3 separate regions of the Homo sapiens genome follow, and all the other regions are linked to region 3. A link is a loop called in an ENCODE intact Hi-C map of the cell type or tissue named here. Cell type or tissue: heart right ventricle. All regions are shown on one strand.

Evidence for each region. Peaks named below come from ENCODE experiments on the same cell type or tissue, not always from the same donor. Only the 100,000 strongest peaks of a DNase experiment are listed, where the experiment ranks them.
Region 1: it touches region 3 in a loop (7-fold over the local background); 89 of 110 quality-filtered maps call a loop at or near these places.
Region 2: a loop joins it to region 3, with 4 times the contacts of the local background. A loop is called at or near these places in 90 of 110 quality-filtered maps.

What each region holds. Positions count from the first base shown.
Region 1 is chr4:158,856,066-158,858,565 of GRCh38, forward strand. All of the region lies in intron 8 of FNIP2 (folliculin interacting protein 2), which reads left to right. Among named protein-coding and RNA genes, the nearest start is that of FNIP2, 88 kb to the left of the region's middle. In heart right ventricle, a CTCF peak has its summit at 983 (motif pointing right); no DNase peak of the experiment used is centred here.
Region 2 is chr4:158,861,542-158,864,041 of GRCh38, forward strand. FNIP2 (folliculin interacting protein 2) reads left to right here. Exons shown (of 17, transcript NM_020840.3): 12 at 66-235. Among named protein-coding and RNA genes, the nearest start is that of FNIP2, 94 kb to the left of the region's middle. In heart right ventricle, no CTCF peak of the experiment used is centred here; no DNase peak of the experiment used is centred here.
Region 3 is chr4:159,201,755-159,204,254 of GRCh38, forward strand. All of the region lies in intron 3 of RAPGEF2 (Rap guanine nucleotide exchange factor 2), which reads left to right. Among named protein-coding and RNA genes, the nearest start is that of MIR3688-1, 74 kb to the left of the region's middle. In heart right ventricle, CTCF peaks have their summits at 1,413 (motif pointing left) and 1,615; a DNase peak (open chromatin) is centred at 1,397; H3K27ac peaks cover 2,500 bases.

The DNA of each region.
Region 1 (2,500 bases), 350 kb before region 3:
AAGTGGTAGGCTTTGATTACTGGATGGGGAATGGGGCTTGGGCATCTAACAGCTAACCTCAAGGATTCCATCACTTACCGAGGCAATTGAAACCCTAAAGAGCAAGGTGTAATGTCCCAGGAAGCCTTTTGATTTGACTTATTAAATTGGACCAACTTTATAAAGTTGCTGATGGGATGTTCTTTGACCTACAAAACATTAATTTCATATAGTCCAATGTAATACATAGGTTCAGTATAAGTTCAAAACTGACATAAATAACAATTAGACTAAGGAGTCCTGATACCAGTGATAGATTATTGAGATGTACTTAAATAGCCATTTTTGCTTTAATTATTTATGATCTTGAAGTACTTACAATGTATATAAATGATTATCGATAAGTGTTAACAAAATTCTATTTGATTTCTTTATTAGGAAAAAAATTGTATGTAGCTGCAGCCTTTCCTTGACTCTCAGGGCTGTCGGTTGATCAGACTGCTTCCAGCTCCTTTCCTCAGTGCTCTGCGTGGCATGATGCATTGACTAGCATGAGCACCAGCAGACAGATTAGGCATGGGGTCAGAATCCCTGGTCATTGCCAGTATCCAAGTCATGAGCCTAGACTAGAAGATAGGAATCCTGGGTTCTAACTCCAGCATTGTTACTAAGAACCTTTCTGTTCCTGAGGAAAGTTGAGGTAGAACTCTGCCTCAGTTTCCACATTTGCAGTACAGCCTGTGTACCTTCTCTGGTGACATGGAGATAAAGTACTGATGAAGTACTGGGACACACACTTAAATTTTTGAAAACATTCTTAAACATCATTTTTTGTAGAATAATTTCTAAATTATAAGTAAGATACTACGTGACCTGATTTATTCCACGTTGCATGGTTGATGCAAGACTACAGAATGAAACTCAGTTGATTTAGAATTCAGTGGAGGGTTATGGTGAAGCAAGTAAGTTCTCCACTCTATTATAGCTATGGAAGTTTTTCAGAAATTTCAGCAGGTGGCACTCTCTCCTACATTAAAACTGATGAGAGCATTGGCTATTGTTTATAGGGTGGAGATGTTGATGAGAAACTGTATTGGGTTCAGTGTTTATTATAATTTGATTATTAAAGGTCAAGCTGGCCTAAAGATGAGTGGACTGATACAGTCATTTTACTTTTGAAAAAGAAGGGAAATGTAAGATGACAGACAAAGTGGAAAGGATTGCAAGCAAGCCTTATTGTAATATAAACTCAGAAGAATTTCCTATACAGAACAGAAATCAACTACTGTAGTGCAAGAAAACAAGGCTTTAGTGCCAGTACCTTGGTAAAGAAGAGAGAACATTGTATGAAATTGTGTGAAGTTCTAAGGAAACCTCAAGAATTTTCTCTGATGATTAGAATCCGGGAATTTCCCAGGGAAAGCAATTGATGGTTTATTGTAATGTGTAGCATTTATAACAGCACCATGTGCCATCAGTAACATCTGGAGTGAAAACCTTTTACTGATTTACCAACCATACCTACATCTCCAGGATCTTGCTTGAAGTTAAGGGAAATAGTAACACATAATGAGGTTAGAATAAGATGTCTATCTCCTTTCCTTTAAAAATAAAATAGCCAGGTGCAGTGGCTCACGGCTGTAATCCCAGCACTTTGGGACACTGAGGTGGAAGGATCACTTGAGCCCAGGAGTTCAAGACCAGCTTGGACAATGTAGGGAGACTCCATCTCTACCAAAAAAAAAAAAAAAAATGTATCCGGGCATGGTGGCATGTGCCTGTAGTCCCAGCTACTTGGGAGGCTTAGGTGGGAGGATCGCTTGAGCCTGGGAAATTGAGGCTGCAGTGAGCCATGATCACACCACTGCACCCCAGCGTGGGTGACAGAGTGAGACCCTGTCCCCCCAAAATTAATTAATTAATTTAATAGCTTTCCTGACCATAACACTTTTGGCATATGTATGTTTAATAATAAAATCTAGGTTTATTTGAAATCATACAAGCTATGAGTAGAGCCCTAAGTAAATAAGTTGAAGACCAGGGGGCAGAAGGCTAATTCTCATATTCTGCCCAGCATGAGTAATTGTTATGTTGTAATTTATAGTAAAGAAAATGGAGGAAGCAGTTCCTTTCTATATTTGGCAGAGATAGGAGACTAGATGATGGAGTTAGAAAGAGAAAATGTATCGCCAGTCTAGGGCTCTCATTTGCAATGTTAGGTCCTTTGTGTTGGTGTTTTTGTAGGAAAAAACTATTTTATTTGTACTCTTGCTGTTAGTAGCTATTTGGTAGCTACACTGGCTTTTCACAGTAGTTAAGTAAGAGACATGGTTAGGCCATTTTTGTGAGGCTTACCCCACAAGACAAATTAAATATATATTTAGAAGTTTTGGGCTTCGTGGCTGTCATCATAGAAGCCGAGTCTCTCAAAAGAATCAGGTTTTTTGAAAATTTTACTGTAGCAGAAGAGAGGTAAGTGTTTCTGCTTGGAGGATTTTCAGAGAGCTTAATCATATGGCTT
Region 2 (2,500 bases), 340 kb before region 3:
ACTGCATAGGATGTGCCTCTTTCTGTATTGACTAAGTTGGTTGTATCTTTTTCCATTTCTCCAAGGTTTTTTGCTGCCTTACTGACTGCGGTGTTAACCTACCACCTGGCCTGGGTCCCAACTGTCATGCCTGTGGATCACCCTCCCATCAAAGCCTTCTCAGAGAAACGTACCTCCCAGTCAGTGAACATGCTGGCCAAAACACATCCGTATAATCCTCTTTGGGCACAGCTGGGTTAGTACCTAATTTGACTATTCAGAGAATATATGGGATGGAATAGGAAAAAAATGCTAGAATTTGTAGTTTATACCGGCTCTCTCACCCAGTAATTCATAGGTTGTCTTTGGGCAGATGAGGAATAGGAAGTTGGTCCCTGGATTCTAATTGTAGACCCACGACCTTCCTCTCTTTTTTCCCCTACTGGCAGCTTTGTGCTACACTCTTAAAGCAGTATAAGCCAACTGTGTTCTCCCATTCCACAGTGGCTGTTCACCCTAGAGCAGGATTTCTTAACCTCAGCACTGTTGACCAGGTAATTCTTTGTTGGTTGAGTTGTTGTGGGGTGTGGGAAGAGCTCTCTTACGCATTAATGGATATTGAGTGGCATCCTTGGCCTCCATTTACTAGATGCCAGTAGAACTGCCCCTCCCACCTCCCGCCCCAAGTTGTAACAATCAAAAATATCCACAGAAAAGCACCTCATCCTGGAAAGCAGCATGCTATAATAACAATAATGAAAGCTGACACTGTGAGCCAAGCCCTGGTTTTACACATAGTCATTAGATTCTCATCCCTACCCTTATTACTCTCAGCCTCATTTTGTAACAATACAGATGTTGTCTTGTCCTTGTGCTCTTGGTCGTGAGATGTATAAATGAATACAAGCTCCCTCATGGTTAGGGGGTAAAAGGCGTGTTCTAAATCAATTAAAGAATTTGTGGATATTTAAATGGAATTAAGGAAGGGGAGATATGGAGAGAGGCTAGTTAACAAATATAAAATTACAACTGGATAGGAGGAATAAAGTCTAGTGTTCTTTAGCACTGGATTACGATAGTTAAGAATAGCTTATTTTCAGAGAAAGCTAGAAGAGAGGTTTCAAATGTTCCCAACACAAAGAAATGATAAAAGTTTGGGGTGATGGATATGCTAATTGCCCTGATTTGATCATTACTCAGAACATGCCTAACTCATTCTTGGTCATACGGGAAGTTTTTCCTGGGGAAGACAGAACATGGTTGTTTTGTTATGGAATAATAATAGTCTTGAAAAAAACTTAGTCTCATTAAGTGGAGAAGGAAAGGGGGCTGGATATTAAGGAAACATTGTATTCCATGCTGCTGGATCACCCATTTTAAAACAATGCTAATTAAGTAGTGTGCATTTAGTTAGATAAATGTATTCATAATTAGGTGTGCTTCTTATTTGAAACATAACTGAGAGCCATTAATTCCCTATGTTCAGCATAATAACGAAGAGTTTTTTCCTGTGGGTTCACAATCCTCATCTTTCAGGGGAGATCATGTATTGTTGAAAGTCTTCAGTCCTCCCTTCCCCCAAACAATCCATCAGGGGTCTGGCTATTGACAAGAGGAGTGTGAGGAGGGGACGAGGACGAGGCCCTGGTCGGCGAAGGCCTGTGATAGCTTTGTAAAGCCAAGTGTAAGTGATGGCCGAGTTTCCATTATTACAAAGAAGTCGGGGGCCTTCAATAATTTGACAGGTAGAAGCACTTGCTTTGCATTTTATTGTTTTCATTCAGTATTTAGCAAGTCACAGTAAACATGAAAATAGAAACTGCTGGGAATACACAATGATGGAGATAAAATTTCAATCCAGGTTCCTAAGTATAGAGAAGACTATCTGGAATCATTCCAAAGACTCCTCTGAGAGCTTTCCAGGACAGGTGCCACTGTGCGTTCCCCCTCCATGGCTGCTCAGCACTACCAGGGAAGAGGGAGGGAAGCCGGATGCCACTTTCACGGGTTTGCTGCTCAGGAGCTCGGTGATCCTTGCTTCTGCCCAGCCACTTCCCTGTGTACAATGTGATCGCCACCCATTAGTGGGCTGCAGAAGCAATTTAGTGGGTTTAATTAAAAAGCATTTAATTGGTATAATAGAATAGAAAATATCAGTGATTTACATGTATATTTTGTAAAATGTCTGTTCCAAAAGATGCATTGAGGTTGCAGTATAAAATGTATTTCTTTCTTGGCATAGGTATACAAAGTTTAAATGCCACTGTCTACACCACTGACTGAAGTAGTTCCATATAGGTCTCTTTTTGACCTAATGATCTTAAGGGTTTGTAGAAATGAAAAGGAGCTTTTCTACCCAAAAGAGATTTGGACCACTGATTTAATATAAGTTAAAATGTGTGAAATTTTTTTCTCAGAAGTTTACATTGTATTTTTCAAAACACAGTGGAATTAGACTACAAATCAATTTTTTTTTAGTTCTCACTTTCTCAGAAATCAAACCATGTATTTTTGTTGTTGT
Region 3 (2,500 bases):
TGGTGAGACCGCAGATACAGGAAAATAAAGGTGTTTTTCTATTTTTTGGTCATGGGTGGCTGGCCCTCTGGAGTTCCTTGTGGTCCCCATGTAGTTATTGGAACCTTTGTTAGTCTTCATTTTATTTCACTTTCTTGTTTTATAGGCATGTGATCAATAGCCCTCGATGATGATTCCTGTCTCCTTTTCTCCAGATGCCAACAGCTTTGTCTTTTGAATGTGATACTGTGCGGTATTACATCCTGGATAGTATAAAGTGACCTTTCTAAAATAGCACCAAAATTGGTATTTGATGCTATATGTGGTTCTCAGTTGTGCCGAACCTGTCTCAGATAGCTGTGTCGTGTGCTCGGCTCAGCCACTGTTTCTGGACATTTTGCCTATTCTTTCTCACAAAGCAATCGCCATCTTTTTGCTTCTCTGTTTTAATGACCTTGTTAATGCTGTCCATGTGAAGCATTTAGAGGAGCTTCCTCACTCCCCTGGGCCGCTTCAGGCTTGGCCATATTGCACTTGCTCTGCTAGAGTGGGAGGAGTCTCTTCTTGTACCCCATACACCCTCCTTGTTTCATATTTTGTCAGGATCATCTGGGAAAGCACTAACTTCTAGTTCCAGTTTGCTTAGATTTTGCATGGGCACCATTCTTTCTGTTTCTGTTTATTGCTTCTCCACTCCCGAAAACCCCCCAAAACTTAGATGGCCATGTTTGTGGCTGTTGGGAGTCTTGTTTTGAGCTGATGGTCTTCTAGGATCAGCATCCTTTACCCACAGCCACTTCCGCAACGCCTGCCGCTCTGTTTTCTTTCAACTCTCTTTTCTCTCCTTGTCAGTCCCCCTTGGCTTTTCTTTCTTTCTTCGTTTTTTTGGCGGAGTTTTGCTCTTGTTGCCCAGGCTGGAGTGCAGTGGCATGATCTTGGCCCACTGCAACCTCCGCCTCCTGGGTTCAAGCGATTCTCTTGCCTCAGCCTCCCGAATAGTTGGGACTATAGGCACCCACCACCATGCCTGGCTAATTTTTGTATTTTTAGTAGAGACGGGGTTTCACCATGTTGGCCAGGTAGATCTCAAACTCCTGACCTCAGGTGATCCACCTGCCTCTGCCTCCTAAAGTGCTGGGATTACAGGCGTGAGCCACTGTGCCTGGCCTCCATGAGCAACCTTTTTGGCTGACTGGGCCTCACTTAAGTTTTCACATTGTATTAACAGCTGAATGAAGTAGCATTTTCACAGTTATTTTCTTGCCCTCTAATAATTGTCTTTGCTGATTTAATCAGTTTTCTTTGGACTTAGTAGTTTTTTGTTCTTTCAGTTCCCTTGTCAACTTCAACTTGATCGCTTGCATTTACTGGCCACCTCCTTAAATGAGAATGTGGAGCGGCACACACAGCTCTTTCCCATGGAGAGAGTGCCACCTTGTGGATCTCTAGGATATTGCCGAGGAGGCTCTTAGATCCTGGCTCCATTTTTCCATTTACTGGTAAACTGAAGTTCACATCTTTGACTTTCAAGCACTTTAATACCTTACCTGGGTTCCTGTCTATTCAGTTCATTAATTTACTTATTAAGAAAATATTTGAGTGCCAATCAAGCATTATGTAGTGTATATATTGGGGGTACTTAAGAGTTAGAGGAGTTTAAAAACTATTGAGGAGAAACTCCCAATGTGAATAATTATGACGTTCTGGCACCTGCGTCACGTGAGCATGTACACAGGGCACTGGGAAGCTGGAAGAAAGCGACTCACTTTCCTTGGAATATACCAAAACACTTCTCAGAGGAGGTGATAGTTAACCTGGAACTAGAAGGATGAGTAATAAATTTACAAGAGAAAATATACTATTTAGAAGCTAGACTGCAGGTTTGTTCAAAACCTTTGTGGCATAGGTGGAAAAAAAAATGTGTGGCCTGGCCGAACAGGATGAAGTTTGCAGCATAAGGAATGTTGGGGTTGGGAGCAGAAAGCAAAGCTGTAGGTTGGTCCTTTCAGAGACGATCGTAAGAGAGGAAAGGAGATGAGGAAGATGAAGAGAACTAGTATTTTTTGTTACCATCATGCAAGGTACTGCATATATATTGTTTCATTAAATAAAAGGAGCTCTGTGAAGAAGGCATCAATGTCTTCCATTTTGCAGTTGAGGAACTAGAATCTCAGAATTTGACTTTACCACGATCACGTGGCTAGCGTGGAAGAAGGAATCTGTGCTCCAGAACCTGCGCTCTTTGCACAGCATTTCCTGCTTCCTTCATGGGCTCTGCCAGGGGGTTTGGACCTTCTCCTGTGAAGGACCATGGGGTTCATCAGAAGGATGTCATCTGATCCGATTTACCTGAGCAAATGATCACTGAAATGTTTCCCAGCTTCTACTAGGCATGATGCGCAGTTCCTGCCTTGAAAGGAAGTTCATTGTAGTTGGAAGAAGATGCTCAGGAATAAGAAATCATTACAGAAAAACATAAAACAATGAAATTAGATGGGCTAAGTATTTTAGAGTTTGGAAA